Linked DNA regions of Homo sapiens: region 2 is linked to region 1. A link is an interaction called in ENCODE POLR2A ChIA-PET data of the cell type or tissue named here. Cell type or tissue: A673. All regions are shown on one strand.

The links. Peaks named below come from ENCODE experiments on the same cell type or tissue, not always from the same donor. Only the 100,000 strongest peaks of a DNase experiment are listed, where the experiment ranks them.
Region 2: POLR2A ChIA-PET joins it to region 1 with 10 read pairs; 4 of 35 experiments call an interaction of 5 or more read pairs at or near these places.

Annotation. Positions count from the first base shown.
Region 1 is chr1:61,110,277-61,118,276 of GRCh38, reverse strand. The region is part of intron 2 of NFIA (nuclear factor I A); the gene reads right to left. Among named protein-coding and RNA genes, the nearest start is that of NFIA, 32 kb to the right of the region's middle. RefSeq lists a silencer at 3,406-3,700. In A673, no CTCF peak of the experiment used is centred here; a DNase peak (open chromatin) is centred at 7,466; H3K27ac peaks cover 3,695 bases.
Region 2 is chr1:61,232,620-61,240,619 of GRCh38, reverse strand. All of the region lies in intron 2 of NFIA (nuclear factor I A), which reads right to left. Among named protein-coding and RNA genes, the nearest start is that of NFIA-AS1, 17 kb to the left of the region's middle. RefSeq lists a silencer at 6,449-6,743. In A673, no CTCF peak of the experiment used is centred here; no DNase peak of the experiment used is centred here.

The sequences.
Region 1 (8,000 bases):
TGATCATGCTGATTCTGAATAAGAATTCTTTTCCTTTCTTTAGCCAGACAATATTTCTTTTTTTTCTTTTCTTTTTTTTTTTTTTGTTCTTTGAGACAGAGTCTCACTCTGTTGCCCAGGCTGGAGTGCAGTGGTGCGGCCTCAGCTCACTGCAACCTCCACCTCCCAGGTTCAAGTGATTCTCCTGTCTCAACCTCCTGAGTAGCTGGGATCACAGGCGCCTGCCACCATGCCTGGCTCATTTTTTGTATTTTTAGTAGAGATGGGGTTTCACCATGTTGGCCAGGCTGGTCTTGGACTCCTGATCTCAGGCAATCCACCTGCCTCAGCCTCCCAAAGTGCTGGGATTACAGGCTTGAGCCACCACGCCCGGCCAGCCAGACGATGTTCCATAATTTGTGCCCCACTGGAAAGCAACTAATGAACTGGTACCTACTTTTATCACGAGATTATAGAAAATTTGAGGCTACAGACTATGTCATATGCTTTCATCACTAAGCTCAAAGCCTTGTACCCAGCAGGTGCTCAATAAATACATTTGAGAGCTTTAATACTAAATAATAAACTGCAGTCTGTCAGGACACCAAATTATCAAGCAACGATTATTAGTGAAATATACGATAACCTTGTAAAACACTCAAGATGTCTGCCAAGTAATAGTAAAACACAAAAATAGGTGCTGTATAGTTACATTAATATAAAAACTATGCCTATATAGTTACATTAATATAAAAACTGTGCCTATCCAGGAATCTACATTTTTTTTTCCTGTTCTTAACATTATTGCAGACTTGACAATAAAGGATTAAGGTGGAGAGAAACTAGTTCCTAAACATAAGACCTTAAACTTTCAGGAGGAAAAAAAAATGGTATTAGGGACACCAAGTTAATCCTATATCACAATCCAGTGATTCATTAGAAACATTCTTCTCTCTGGGGCTCATTCTTCCATCACTATGGAGGGATTTATATCCATAACCTCCATTAACATTAATGGAAGGTAGCCACATAATTTCACCAGAAGTCCACTAGAGAATCGGGCCTATAAGAGAAAAAGCTTTCATTTATTAAGTTTATAAAGAATTCCTAGTATAACACAAATAGCGGTGTCTCTGTTAACTGCCCTGATGGGTGCAATCATGCTGGAGAGGGTGAAATTGAACAATTAAACTAATTCTGCTATATTCACAGAAAATATAGTTCATAAAGCTACATGCTTCTAATACCTTCCTCTCAACAAGAGACTATCCTTTGATTCCCTACTGTAATTTCAAAAGCAAATAGTATTTTAAAAGTATTTCTTGTCATAAAAAAGGCATGCTTTAAAATGGAATGTTCTAACAAAATACACTCACACATGCAGGAAATAAGGAATTTACAAGCCAACACAAGGTCATTATTTAATTTTTAATTAGGTTTCACCTAACAATGGAAAACTAAGTCTTCCTTCATCCATTTAACAAAATGCTCATTTAGAATACTCCATGGCTTAGAAAGCTTCTGAACAGATGTCTAAAATGAGAATTCAAGACTCAGGAAAATATGAAACTCACTTTACTCTGTTCTCAAGTGATGTGATAAACAAACAGCCTCACCCACTGCAGTCATCGTTGATAATTTATTTCTAGAGTCTGATGACTATACGGCAATTCACTTTGCTGATGAAACATTCTTTATTTGGGTGGGATGCACACAGAAAACAACTTAACGAATGTCATTCCCACAAGATAACAGACCATCGAGAAGATGCATGCCAGGCAGTACTGCATCAAAAAACCGCTTTTCACCTATCAGAAGATGCCTTAACAACTGACAGTGTTTATCAAGTGCACAAAACGTTGTTCCTGCTAAGCACAGTTTCAGAGCCAACTCTGTTTCTTCATTAAGGTCATCTAAACTTTCTATGCCCATGTTTTCTGCATATTTGCACTAAAAATCCTTACACTTGCAATTATTTATAGCAGTACTGGAAGTGGCAGATATGTACTGTAAGTTATTTTCATTTTGTTAATTAACTTAGGGTCTCATTTTCACTGTATACAAGGGCTTCCTCAAATTCCTAAGACAATTCTACTGATAACTGAGAACTCTCCTTCTCCAAGGTTATTTTAGGGTCTCTAATTTGGGCTTTGCTTTTATACCATTTAACTTTGTTGTAGCTGAGGAGCCCTAAGATGACAAGAAATCAGCATCATATTTAAACTCTCCCAGGGGAGGAAAAAAGGGGACTCCTCAAAACAAGGCAAAAAAAAAAAAAAACAGAAGACATGGCAGACACTCCTCAGATAACCACTGGAGGAAAGGCAGAATCCAGCTGCAGAGTGAAAGAAGAAAAAGAACAGGGAGAACTGTGGTCTTCACCACCTTTTTAGAGTTTCAAAAGTTTCATACTTTAAATTTATCGAGGGAACGTGAGGTTTCAAATGTACATTTGGGCCAAACTTTATGCCAAGGGATAACATGTCAAAGGCACCATATGTGGACCTTCTCCCTCTCTGGGGCAAGGGCAAGTGGACAAATGTTTTCAACATTGCCCATGAAGTTGGGAAGTTTCTCACGGGCAGCCTTGCTCAAGGGTCAGCACGAGGTAAAGCACGGGTGCTTGCTGAAGGAACAAGGATGGAAGTGAAGCATTACACACTCTATGCATGTGTGCTCTGCCTCCACGTGCCGTGTCCAGAACACACGCTACATATGCCCATCTCCATGCTCTGTCCCTGCAAGTCCCTTGCCAACCTTCGAGGCCCTGCTTTAGGTCATCTCCTTCACAGAAGCCATCCTCATTCTCTCCAGCTCAGAATCAACCCTGTTCTCTCCCTGGCCAAGTAAATCCCTTGTAGTCTATGTGTAAGACAGCATTTAATACATTTTGCCTCTTCCCCTTTGAATCTAGGGACATCTGGAAGGGAAGCCCAGCTTCCTGTTTTTCTCTATATTTCTTCTACCAACCTGTACCATGTTACCTTACTTCCAGTAAGTTATCAATATATATTTGCGGCTGGGTGCAGTAGCTCACACCTGTAATCCCAGGACTTTGGGAGGCTGAAGTGGGTGGATCACCTGAGGTCAGGAATTCAAGATCAGCCTGGCCAACATGGTGAAACCCCGTCTCTGCTAAAAATACAAAAAGTTAGCTGGGCGTGGTGGCCTTTGCCTGTAATCCCAGCTACTCAGGAAGCTGAGCAAAGAGAATAGTTTGAACCCGGGAGGTGTAGGTTGCAGTGGGCCAAGATCGCACCACTGCACTCCAGCCTGGGTGACAGAGTGAGATTCTAACCAAAATAAACAAAAACAAAACAAAACAAACAACAACAAATATATATATATTCACTTAATGTTGAAATGAATACTTCTACCTATGCCAGTGTATTCCAGCTTCCTGTCTGAATATTATATCCACTTTTCTCCTGATTATATTAAAATACCCAAAATGTGGTGTTTGAGATCAAATCTTTTCTAGTGTCTTGAAGGCACTCAGATTACATACTATGAACAAGGTAAATATAGAAAAGTGACAAGAGTGAAAAAAGTCACCATGCATACCATGTCCAAACTTATCAATGATAAACCATTAAAAGATAAGAAGAAAAGTCCAGGTCTTTCTCCTGAGTAACTCTGACATGACCTCAGCTTCCAATGAAGAGCAAATATTGACAATGAAACAGGCCACCCTCAAAGAGAAACGTGCTCCCTTAAAGCCAACTTTTAAAAAAATATAAGAAAAAATAATCTGGAAATAATTTTCCTCTGAAAGGAGAAAGGAAATAATGTTTTTTGCTTTATGTTTTGAGAAAGGATCTTGCTCTGTTGCCCAGGCTGGAGTGCAGTGGTACAACTGAGGCTCACTGAAGCCTCAATCTCCCTGCTCAAGTGATCCTCCCACCTCAGTCTCCTGAGTAGCTGGGACTACAGGCAAAGGCCACCACACCTGGCTGACTAAAAAAAAAAAATTTTTTTAAGATGGGGTCTTGCTATGTTGTCCAGGCTAGAATGTTCATTTTTTTTCTACATAGGTCTTTCTACGTATATAGAATTTGTTGCTATTTTAAGATAACAAAGAAATAACATGTGTTTTATCGTATAATGTTATTTTTGAAGTTTCAAGTACTACTCAGAATCAGAAACCATGTATTATCTCAAAAGTGCTCTTGCCATTTTGTATATTTTGTTTATGATATTACTCAGGGCACAGGAAATAAAAACCATCATGATTTATAATTTTGTGCCGAGACAAAGCTACTGTTCCACTGTCTGTCACTCTACTCTTGTTTTCAATGCTCCCTACATTTGGACTTCATGATTAATCCTTTCAAAAAAAACCTCTTGAAGCATGTCATATCCCTGTTCAAAAACCCTACATGATTCTTACTGCCTAGATCTTTAAATTGGCATTCAATACCCTCCGCTATGTAAACCCCCCATTCTAACCAAACTCGCCAACCGACCTGCTCTAGGACAAATCGTGCATATGTCTGCTTCTGCAGCTGTGCTCACGCCTTTCACCTGCTCTCCAACTCTTCTCTCCACCATGGCCTCTGCTCATTCTCTCATTTCCAAACAATCCTTCATCCACAACTCAAATCAGTTTTACCCAAGAAGCCTTCCAAATGGTCTCAATTCAGCATAAATTCTCTTTCAGATTTCTACCAAACATATTCTCTTTTTTTTTTTTTTTTTTTTCTGAGATGGAGTTTCACTCTTGTTGCCCAGGCTGGAGTGCAATGGTGCACTCTCAGCTCATTACAACCTCCGCCTCAACGGTTCAAGCAATTCTCCTGCCTCAGCCTCCAGAGTAGCTGGGATTACAGGTGCCTGCCACCATGCCTAGTAATTTTTTTGTATTTTTAGAAGAGACTGGGTTTTGCCATGTTGGCCAGGCTGGTCTCAAACTCCTGACCTCAGGCAATCCACCTGCCTTGGCCACCCAAAGTGCTGGGATTCCAGGTGTGATCCCCTGCACCTGGCCCACCAAACATATTCTCATTTGGTATTTAAAAATGTCCCTAAGAAGAAGTATGTTTCATAAAGCACGTCTACACTGTATATCTAGGATGACATCCTTCACCAAACCTAGTACAACTGATACAAACCTGTGAATTAAGAAACTTATCTCAAAGACAGTGATTTATAAGCCTTATAGAATCAAATTAAAGAATATATTGAAAGACTGTAATAAATTAGGATTAGCTATATATTATAAACAAAATGTTTTCAAAAGACGTACCATTTTAAGGAGAAATTTTCATTCCAATCTTATTCCTGATCTTATCACATTTTTAGGGCTAATGAAACACTAGAAATACTATTATAAATGAAGCATGCTAATTTTAATTCCTCAATCCACAGTCACTATAAAAATTAACAATAAAAAATCCTAAATTCTGCAGATGACATTGTATGTCCATATATGCACGATGTAATTAATGCAAGTTCAACAATAATAATCAATGCATATGAAATGAATGTTAGGCCTACAAAAGAAAGTGCAGCAGACTTTTGTGGGTTAGTATGAAAACGTCATTAATCCATTGTATGCAAACATGTCTCTAATTTTAAATGAGTTTTAAAGAAGATAGTTTATTAAATCACCCTCTAGGAAGCTAATGGCAATTGGGTGGCCATTAAACAGTAAGTTTCTGATTACAGATGTGAGCTATCACACATATAAGATCTGGGTAAAAACTACCTTTAATATACACCCTTAATTTTCAACAACAACAAAAAGACAATTACAAGACAATCTTAAGAGTCCAGCAATAGCCAAAAGAAACCTTTGACCATCAATAAATGACAGGAGCAGCTTAAAACTCTTATGTGTGCAAATGCACACACTTATCTACATGCATGCACACATATACACACACATACACCTTCATCATAACACCTAGTAAGTCATGGTTACTCTGTACTACTACATATAAATGATACTGTACCTTGATTTTAATTTCTTGTTATCATTACTTTAGGAACCAAAGTGTTGTGTGTGTTCAATTTTAAAAGTATACTAAAAATGAAGGATTCTAAAAAGAATAGAGAAATATATTATTAAGAAAATTGAAAACATTTATTTTTAAAAGGACACAGCTCAACATACTAAAGACATACTTAAGCTGCCAATTTTTAGAGCATAGTTTTTTTTTAAAAAAAAAAAATCTTTCTATTTTGGACAAATAGGATTAAGCTTCTTAGACAATTCTTTGTTGTTTTGACTTCAACAATTTATGCAAATGAGATGTTAATTAGTGTAATTGTAACTTAAATTATGCTTGTGTAAACCTCTCCATTGGTAGAAAAGTGTGGGAATCTACACAACTGGTATTTAAAGTAGCTGTACTAACTCACTTCTGAAAGACCAGCATAGCAAGATCACTTTCATGTCTTTACAATTTGTTTTTATGAGGTGATAACATTTTTACAAATACCATCATTTTTGGTTTTTTATATTGTAAGTGACAGTCTGACATTTTACAACTGGCTTATTGAAAACAAGAATTGAGCACTCTAGCAGTAACGGACATTAACTGCTGAATAGAGATTCAGATGCTAATGAGGTGAGAGGGGCTCCAGAAAGTTTTGATAAATGCTACACACACTCTAACTAGCTGTGAATGTGGGTTGACAAAGAACATCTACACCAGGGTTCAATAAAATGTAACCCTTTAAATTAATCATACTGGCAGTATTTAATAGAATGCACAACAATCTCCTTTTCTGTTGGCTATAAAGCTGAAGAAATGCAAAGTCTTCACAAATGAATGTTCCCACATTCCCCACTCCACATTGCTACTTTCATTTGAACGTCTACAGCTGTTTCAAAAGTACTTACTGTAAATAGCAAAGTATAAGCAGATTTCAGAGTCTGACTCTTTCACAACATGAGATATAATTTTTTCTTCATTTTTACACCTAGAGTTAAACAAAAAGTCCTAAGTAAGAAAAAACTCTGAAGATCTGAGTGCTCAGTACAGAATAAGCGCACAGTAGGTTCTCAATAATGGCAGTTATTGTTATAGGAAAGATCTGGCAACTTATAAAAAGAAAAACCATCTGCTCACACAGGAAAAAATAAGAAAATTCAGGAAGTAAAGCAAGCATTCAGTCTTCAAATCTACAAACTTAAAGTAGGCCTTTGTTCTTCAGGGACTGTGAGGAAAACTATTTCATAGCTTTTGTGAAGAATTCATCTTATATAGAAGGAAAGTAATTATGTCCTATTAAGTAAACCTATAATGAGTCTTAATTCTAACAAGTGTCAGAGAGCCTCTACTTATTTTAATTTTTGATGCTCATATTAATCAAACTCTTCTATTGATTGCAAACTTGTAAGTTTCAACAGACTACAGTTCAAGAGATCACTCTTACATTTCTTAAGCAAATGCAGAACATTAACATGTTATTTCTTCTTAAAGTGACAATCCCTAATATCCTTTTTGGTTTTTGCCAATTTTAATCTTGGCAGGAAGTGGAAATCTGTGCACTCAGCAACACTGCAAGCTTGCTGGCTGTCAAAATTATGTCTCAGCCAATGCCTGAGTGGTATTCTTGTCATTTCACCATGGTAAGAAACTTATCAGTCTGACATATAAATCCTCTAAAAGTAGTGATTTATGCCAAAATGTAGATACACTTACCCACCACCTAAATTTCGCTTTTATAACTCCTGCAATTATTACAACTTCCCCTAATTATATATACAGATTGTAGGATGCTTTAAAAAATCCAGAGAATATGACTCAAATAGCTTCAGATTAAGACAACTGAATTTTAAAAGTACACATTTTTCTATACTGATACGTGTGTGTGTATATATATTTGTTCGTATGCTTGCCCGCAGATACTGCATATTTTTTAAAAAATCATTTTCTCCCAAATAATCTCTATGTGAACTATATATTTTTCACCTAAAAAATTAATCACTTCACAATATGCTGCATAAAAATGATACCTTTACCCCTCGACAAGCACTGGGTTACTCTTTGACTTTTCTAAGAGTAAAAACT
Region 2 (8,000 bases), 120 kb before region 1:
AATAACACTTTCATGTATACTTCAGTATCTTCTCTTCAATATTATCAATATTTAATATCATGTCAGTATGGGGGGAATATTTACGATTAAAAAAAAGACCCCATTGTGTACGGTTTGTGGAAAAAAAAGTCTAAATGAGCTAGCCTGTGAACCTACTCTTATAGTTAAATCATAAATACGGTGATAAAGCCTAAAGAATTTTGAATCTTGTGATGTTAAAAGACAAAAATTTACAGTCATTAAATAATGACTGTTATTTTTGTTATTTGAATTTTAATGCTTTTGGGGGCATGATGGATACCTGACTTGTATTCTAGTTTCAATGGTGATATAACTTACAATGGCACTGAAAAAGAAGGCTAAAGCCATCCATTAATAACAATGTTTCCACTACTGCAGTGCTTTTTACACTTGAAAGCTGAATTTTAAAATTTCTATTGAAATTCAACAAAGAAAACATTTTACTTCACTTAATACTATACAGAGTGAAACAATTAGTTAAACCATGATCGAAATTAGAACATCACGTAGAAAGACATTATGCTGAAATGGATCCATCTGAAGTCTTTATACTATTAGATGTCTCTTTATTGAATGACAGTATCTGCAGAGATATGACGTAAACCATGCTAGAATAGTTTGGAATGCATTGATAAATTGCTCTATCGATCTCGTTCTGCTTCACTTACCATAATTATAGCACAGTAATGAAAGACATGAATGATATATTTTCACTAGAGAGGAAACCCCAGAATTTGCCTGTTTCTTTATGAGATTATACCAAATCCTTTCAATTAATACAGCATAGTTGATATCTAACACTATCTGATGAAAAGACACCCAATTCTAGTGTTCCTTCTTAAATATTATTGTTCAAATATTTGACAATTATTTCGAATAATATATTAAGTGTTTAAAGACATAGCATTTGCTCCTCTATAAGATGCTGTTTCAACACAATTTTATACAAACATTATTTCACTCAGAAAGCTATCTTTTGAAACTTTAAGCCACCTTACAAACACAATTTTATCACCTTATATTCATAGAACATGCTAGAAGTTACCCCAAAGTTTTTCAAGGATAATTCTAATAAGAGTTATTATGTTGAAGAAGAATACATATTAGAATGAAAGATAGATAAGCAACTAAAAATATTTTCAGAAGAGAAAATTAATGATTTAATGTTATCTGATAGTCCCGATAACGAGATTTCATAGAAAAGACTCAAAATAAAAATAAACACTTTTTAACAGACATCACTTATAATAATTATTCATTATCCATAATTATTTGGTATCCATAAAAGTAATCATTTAGTTTCAAAGAAACCAAAATCTGCATTAAAACCACGCAAGCATTAGAGCTGTTGTTGTGCCACTTTATTCTTCGTGATATTGCCATTCTAGAGTACTACTAAGAAAAGACACCAGGTTTTCCCAAATGGATACATTTAAAATTAAAAGTGTCATTCCAAGTTATGCAAAAGGAACGTGAGAAATCCTGAACAGGATATAACTGAGTCTTAACAACTTACAGCAAGATTGGGATTGCTTTTATTTTAAAATATTCATTAATGAAAATATTTCATTTTATTTGCTTTTGCTGTGAAGAAGGAAAATAAATATTGTAAATTTTTCAAAGAAAAATCAATTTATGGAAAAGAAATTCCCCCAACAACTAAATGGTATAAAAATTGATCTATTCTTCCCTTCTCAAATTACAAAGGCTATCGTGGGAATAAAATGTAACCCAGGAGAGCTGTGACAGCTATCAAACTTTCCCTGACACATTATAATGTCTGAAGCCCAGACACCAAAGGTTTACATCAGAAAAACTCCAGCATGTAGGGGACAACTCAAAACCAACTATCGACCACGCTATTGATTTTTAGTGGAGAAACCAAGAGGGAAAAGCACCAGAAAAGACAGAATTTCTTTTTTCTTTTCTCATCCTCAACTTAGTGCGCTGCCAAACTTAGGTCTTCTCAGGCTTGAGCCCTGTGAGCTTGCATTGCAGCTAGCCAGGATGTCTGTCTGAGATAATTCAAGCTGAAACCAAGCAGTGTACGGTGGAAGGCAATTCTCCATTGACTTGCAACATAACCTCAGAGACAAATGCAGTTTCTTGACAGAAGGGTACAGGAGACAAGGGAACAACTGCAAAACTAAAACATATAATTTTCTTTTCCGATGATGTCTGAAGATACCGCATATGACTCTGAAAGTTCATAAATTATGCTCGACTCAACAACTGCTAGGAAGCTAGGCCAATCATATTCGAAACCATTTAAATGTAGATTATGGACAAGGTGTTACAGATAGATTTATTTGGAAATTAAGGAGTAACCCACTTACTCCCAAATTCCAAACTAATGACACAGAAAACTCTAAGTTAATTTTTAAAGAGCTAACTTCTTCCCTTTCACATAAATTAACACAAAATGGGTTATTCGAGAAGCTAAAAGGTAACAAAGCAAACTGCTTGCTTTAGCTCCTTGGGGTCTTAATCACATAATCTTGAATTGGTTGAGGATCATTTACTTGGATCATTATAATCATATCCTACAAGTATTCTGCCATTTAATTTGTGAAATGCATGACCACAGAGCATGTACATACAAAGAATTATTAGATGCACTCATTTTACTATTAAATTTAGAGACGGCTTTGAGCCATTTGAAAATACTAACAATAATAATAATGATTAATAATGATGCACTTCCATTCTGACTCACAGAACTATCTCAAGAGGTTTTACAGCTGTTCCCTAATTAAGTCTCATATTCCCCACTCCCTTACTAGGTAGATGAGTACTGTGATGCCAATTTTATATCTGGGAAAGCTGAGGCACAGCAAAGTGGTAAGGGTAAATCAAGGTCCTACAGCAGGCACAAGAATGAAAACAAGAATGTAGTAAACTCACAAAATAGTGCATCTTGAAATCCATATTTGAAAACAATGATGGGAGAGGAAAAAAACTTGCATGGAATAACTAATGAAGAAACAAAAGGGCTTATCTCCTGTTGATTCTGTTGATTAAAGAACACCCACAATGGGTTTTATTTGTTTGTTTACTTGCTTTTACCTATTCTGCCAATGATGAAAACACTATTTGTTTTCTGAATTTCAGTTTTAATATACATAAGCACAATATTTTCTCTGCCAGAGATTTATCAGTCAATTGTCAAACTAATTCTTCTGTTGCTAATGTCATCCAACAAAGATGAGCTTCTCATATTACCTTCTGTTTAACAGAATTACAAATCACCACTAAAGAACTTACTCATGTAACCAAACACCACCTATTCCCCAATAACCTATGGAAATACAAAATTAAAATAATAATAAGTGCATATTTTTCTGAGTTGGGAGAGTGCTTTGACTTGCGACATGGCTATGTAAGTTTGATGTTCTCAATAATGCAAATGAGAGATAACTATATCACCAACTATTTTAGGGTTAAGAAATGCTTTGATCATTTATTCATTCAACATGGTGGTGGAGAGGTGAGGCACATCTCCTATGTGCCATGCAGTGATCAAGGTGCTAGGAATAGAGCAGTGAACAAGAGACAAAAAGTCCCCACCCTTCAGGAGCTTATATTAGACTGGACTTGAGAAGAAGGGTTCTAGATATGTATTAATTAATTCATTCAACAATTATGAAACACCTCAGCCTCTGGAATAAAAGTATGAAAGAGTCATTGGCTATGGCTTCAAAGAGGTTGTTCTGTTTTCTTCTTAGAAAATTTAATTTTCTTAAGATATTCTCACTGGTGACAAGCAAAAGAGTGATTGCCATAGCTCTTTGGGCAGGAAATGATTAGAGAAATGGACCATATCTGCCTATGGACTAAGTCCTTGGTTATGTCCTTCACACGTTAATACCACTGATGAATACACTGAGCCATTTTAGACAATAAGGAAAAGAAAGAAGTTGCAAAAATAACAAAATGATCACAAACAAGAAAGAAGTCCTTTCTTGAAAAAAAAAAAATCCTGTTTAGTACCTGTTAAAAACATATCCAAGTAATACTATTAGGCCAAAGTGTGGCTTGGAAGGTGTTTGTTAGCCCTACAACTTCGGCATTTTCTCTTTCTCTGTGTAGTATTTTTGTAGGTAAGGGTCATGATTTGGGGTTTAGATGTGATGAAGTACATTGGTGAGAAATCATATCAAATAAATAACGTAAAAATTATATAAAACACCTGCCTTAAAAGCACAGAGCAAACACTGCCGTCTGTTATTTTGTTCAAAGATAGCTTGTGCCATATGTTTGGGGACCCTAACTACAAGTACCCTCAAGATACAGCCCCTGCTTCACACCTATTTAGCTAAAGAACTCTCTCAGATGGCTACTGGGTTTGTCAGCTCTAAATAGGATGGCTGTTCCCATGTTGATACTGACCTAGAGAAATTGGCTTCTCTCTGCCCTCTCTTTCCACCTTTTTTTTTTTTTTAAGATGGACTTTTCTCCAAAACAATAAGTATACCTTGAATTGGATGCAGATGAATTGCCCATTTCAGGCTGTTTTTAACGTGTTCTGAATCAGCAGTAGAACATAAGATCAGCCCCAAAGTAGGGATAAGAGGAGGGAAGTGAAGTTCAGAACCATGTAAATAACATATCATTCCCCACTGATCTGTCATCCACATTGTCAGGCACTAACCTAAAACAACTATGTGTCTCTATAATAGCAAGACAATCTTCAGTTGAGTGGGGGAGCCAACTCAGTCTTTTTTCTTACAAATGAAGCTGAAAAACCTTTTGTCTCTTTCTTTTTCTTTTTCTTTTTTTTTTTTTTGAGACAGGATCTTACTCTGTCACCCAGGATGGAGTGCAGTGGCACTATCACAGCTCACTGCAGCTTCAACTTCCCAGGTTCAAGCGATCCTCCCACCTCAGCCTCCCAAGTAGCTAGGACCACAGGTGTGCATCACCACACCCAGCTTTTTTTTTTTTTTAAAGAGATGGGGTCTCACTATGTTGCCCAGGCTGGTCTCAAACTCCTGGGCTCAAGTGATTCTCCCACTTCAGCCTTCCAAAGTGTTGGGATTACAGGCATGGGCCACCAAACCCAACCTTTGTTCATTTTTTTTTATTTTTTATTTTTATTTATTTATTTATTTATTTATTTATTTATTTATTTATTTTGAGATGGAGTCTCGCTCTGTTGCCCAGGCTGGAGTGCAGTGGCGCCATCTCGGCTCACTGCAACCTCCGCCTCCCGGGTTCACGCCATTCTCCTGCCTCAGCCTCCCGAGTAGCTGGGACTACAGGCACCACCCACCACACCTGGCTAATTTTTTTGTATTTTTAGTAGAGACGGGGTTTCACCGTGTTAGACAGGATGGTCTCGATCTCCTGACCTCATGATCCACACGCCTCGGCCTCCCAAAGTGCTGGGATCATAGGCATGAGCCACCGCGCCCAGCCCCTTTGTTCATTTTTAAAAATTGCCTGTGATGTAGTAGTTTCATTCCTTTATTCACTCAACAAACACTGGTCCTCCTGTCCATTATGCCTTTCACTGCAAGTGGCAACTTATTTTTGTGGGAATAGCTTCTTTCTTAAGAAAAAAGTCTTAAAAGGGGTATAAAGGCTTGACTAGGATCAAGACAGGACCTACCAGGAAGAGGGAGGAACTAAAATAAGAAGCCAGGGGAACCACAGACAGATGCCAACTGGTATGGCCAATCGCAGCTATTGTGTTTTTAGGAAACAATGCAGATGTAGCCACTTAAAAACAACAACAAAAAAAGTAAAACAACATAAACTGTATTTTTAATTTAAAAAGCCTATTCAGGAAGTGCAGGCAGTCAAAATACATACTCAGTCTTCTTGAGTAACTTGTAAGTCATCCGCTCTCAGACCATTAAAGCAGCACAGCTAGAAAGGAGGGAATATTGACAGTTTTATGGTAACACGAAAAGCACAACCTTTTTTTTGCCTAAAGTAGTTAAATACTGCATCTCTTGCTGGGACTAGAGCTAACCATTAGGGGCCTCTCTGAGGGACTACTTTCTTTTATATGCTAGTATTTATGAAGGGATTAGTAAGGGCAAAGTAATATGGTAGGTGGGTAGAAACAAGAGAACAAACTTTCAGAGCTCACAGAAGAGTTGGCAATCGGAACAGAGGAGGCAGACGTATACCCGCATAACGCAAGGATTATCAGCATCAAGCATTCAAAACCACAAAGCTGGGTCTGTGGTCTCAGGAGCCACTTTTTTTTTTTTTTTTTTTTTTGAGATGGCGTTTCACTCTTGTTGCCCAGGCTGGGGCGCAATGGCACGATCTCGGTTCACCGCAACCTCCGCCTCCCGGGTTCAAGCGATTCTCCTGCCTCAGCCTCCTGAGTAGCTGGGATTACAGGCATGTGCCAACACTCCAGGCTAATTTTGTATTTTTAGTAGAGATGGGGTTTCTCCATGTGGGTCAGGCTGGTCGCAAACTCCCGACCTCAGGTGATCCGCCCGCCTCGGCCTCCCAAAGTGCTGGGATTACAAGTGTGAGCCACCGCGCCCAGCCAGGAGCCACTTTCTACATTAGGTCTTTGTGTGGAAAGGAGAGCCATTCTCTCACTTCCCCTTCTGACCAGATGATTTAAAACAAGAAACAGTTAAGAGGTCAAGGATCTCTTCACAGCTCTCTGTAGATCTACCTATAGATTCTCAGTAGAAAATCATAAATTATGCCAAGCAACTATTGAAACTAATGTAATGGAAACCAATTTTGTAGCTTTGTGGATACACTGACCCATGGCCAAACACCCTCCCAAGGAGAGACCACAGCTATCTCCAGGAGGCTGCTGGCACAGAAGGGAAAGTGTAATTATTGATTGAGCACCTCTGCGTCGGCACTGTGCTAGGTTTTTTACTTATGTCTATTAATTTCATCTCACAAATCCTCTTTGAGGTGGTTACTATCATCCCAATTTTACAGATAAAGGAACTCGGGCTCAGAGAAATTAAGGAATTTGTTCAAGGTCATAAGGCCCCAGGATTTCAACCACCTCCTCCAATTATAAATTCAAATATTCATTCTTCTATTCACAGCACAAGTAGTAAGCACCAACTATGACGAGACTCTTCTGACTTCCCCAGTTTCAGTAGGTTCCCCTTCACTGGGCTCCTCAAATACCTGCAGCATGTTGCTACCACAGGCCTTTTTAAATAGCTTAGCATCGTGACGGTCAACTTACGGAACTTTCTCCCGTCACCTATGAACTGAGTTTCTCAGTATGGTCTGTGGGCTCCCTGCATCTGAATCACCTGGTATTCAGTAGCATGATCTTTGGCCTCTAGTTCAGAATCTCTGCATTTAAGGCTTGGGAAAATACTTGCTTAACAATTCTTTCCAAGTGATTTTTGTGCACACAATAGTTTGAGAATAATTTCTGTATAAGATTTTTTCTAGGCTGCCTTTCATCTACAAAATCCAATGCATAGCTTAGACAAGAATATAGTAGGTACTGAATCAATGTCTGTGAAAGGCAAGGAGGGAGGGGGAAAAAAGAAAGAACATTTTTTTAAAAAGCAGTGCTCCAGAGTCCAGAGACAATATAAAGGCACTAAATACACACTCTAGGAGCTTAGAATTTATTTAGCAAAGACAATATACACTCAATTACAATTCTGAGAAAAAAATAGAACAAACCAGAACTAAAAGAGTGGTTAAAACCCAACGAAAAATTCTTGCCAAATGAATTTATGAGCAATGAGTGAAAAAGCAAGAGTTCAGAAAAATAAACTTGGGGTGACGTAAGTACCCACAGAGAGTTTCTTGGAGATGGAGCTTGAGATGGGTTTCAAAAAAGAAAAAAACTTACATAAAAAGGGAAGAAAGTAGAAAGTGTTTATACTTAGAGCAGGAAAAACTAAACTAAACTGGAAAGGAAGATGTTTTTTAAAAAAAACTCCTGTCACAAGTGTTTTTTAAAAAAATCTCTGTGCATTAATTTTTGCCACAATTAATGGAACTAATATTTACAGGCC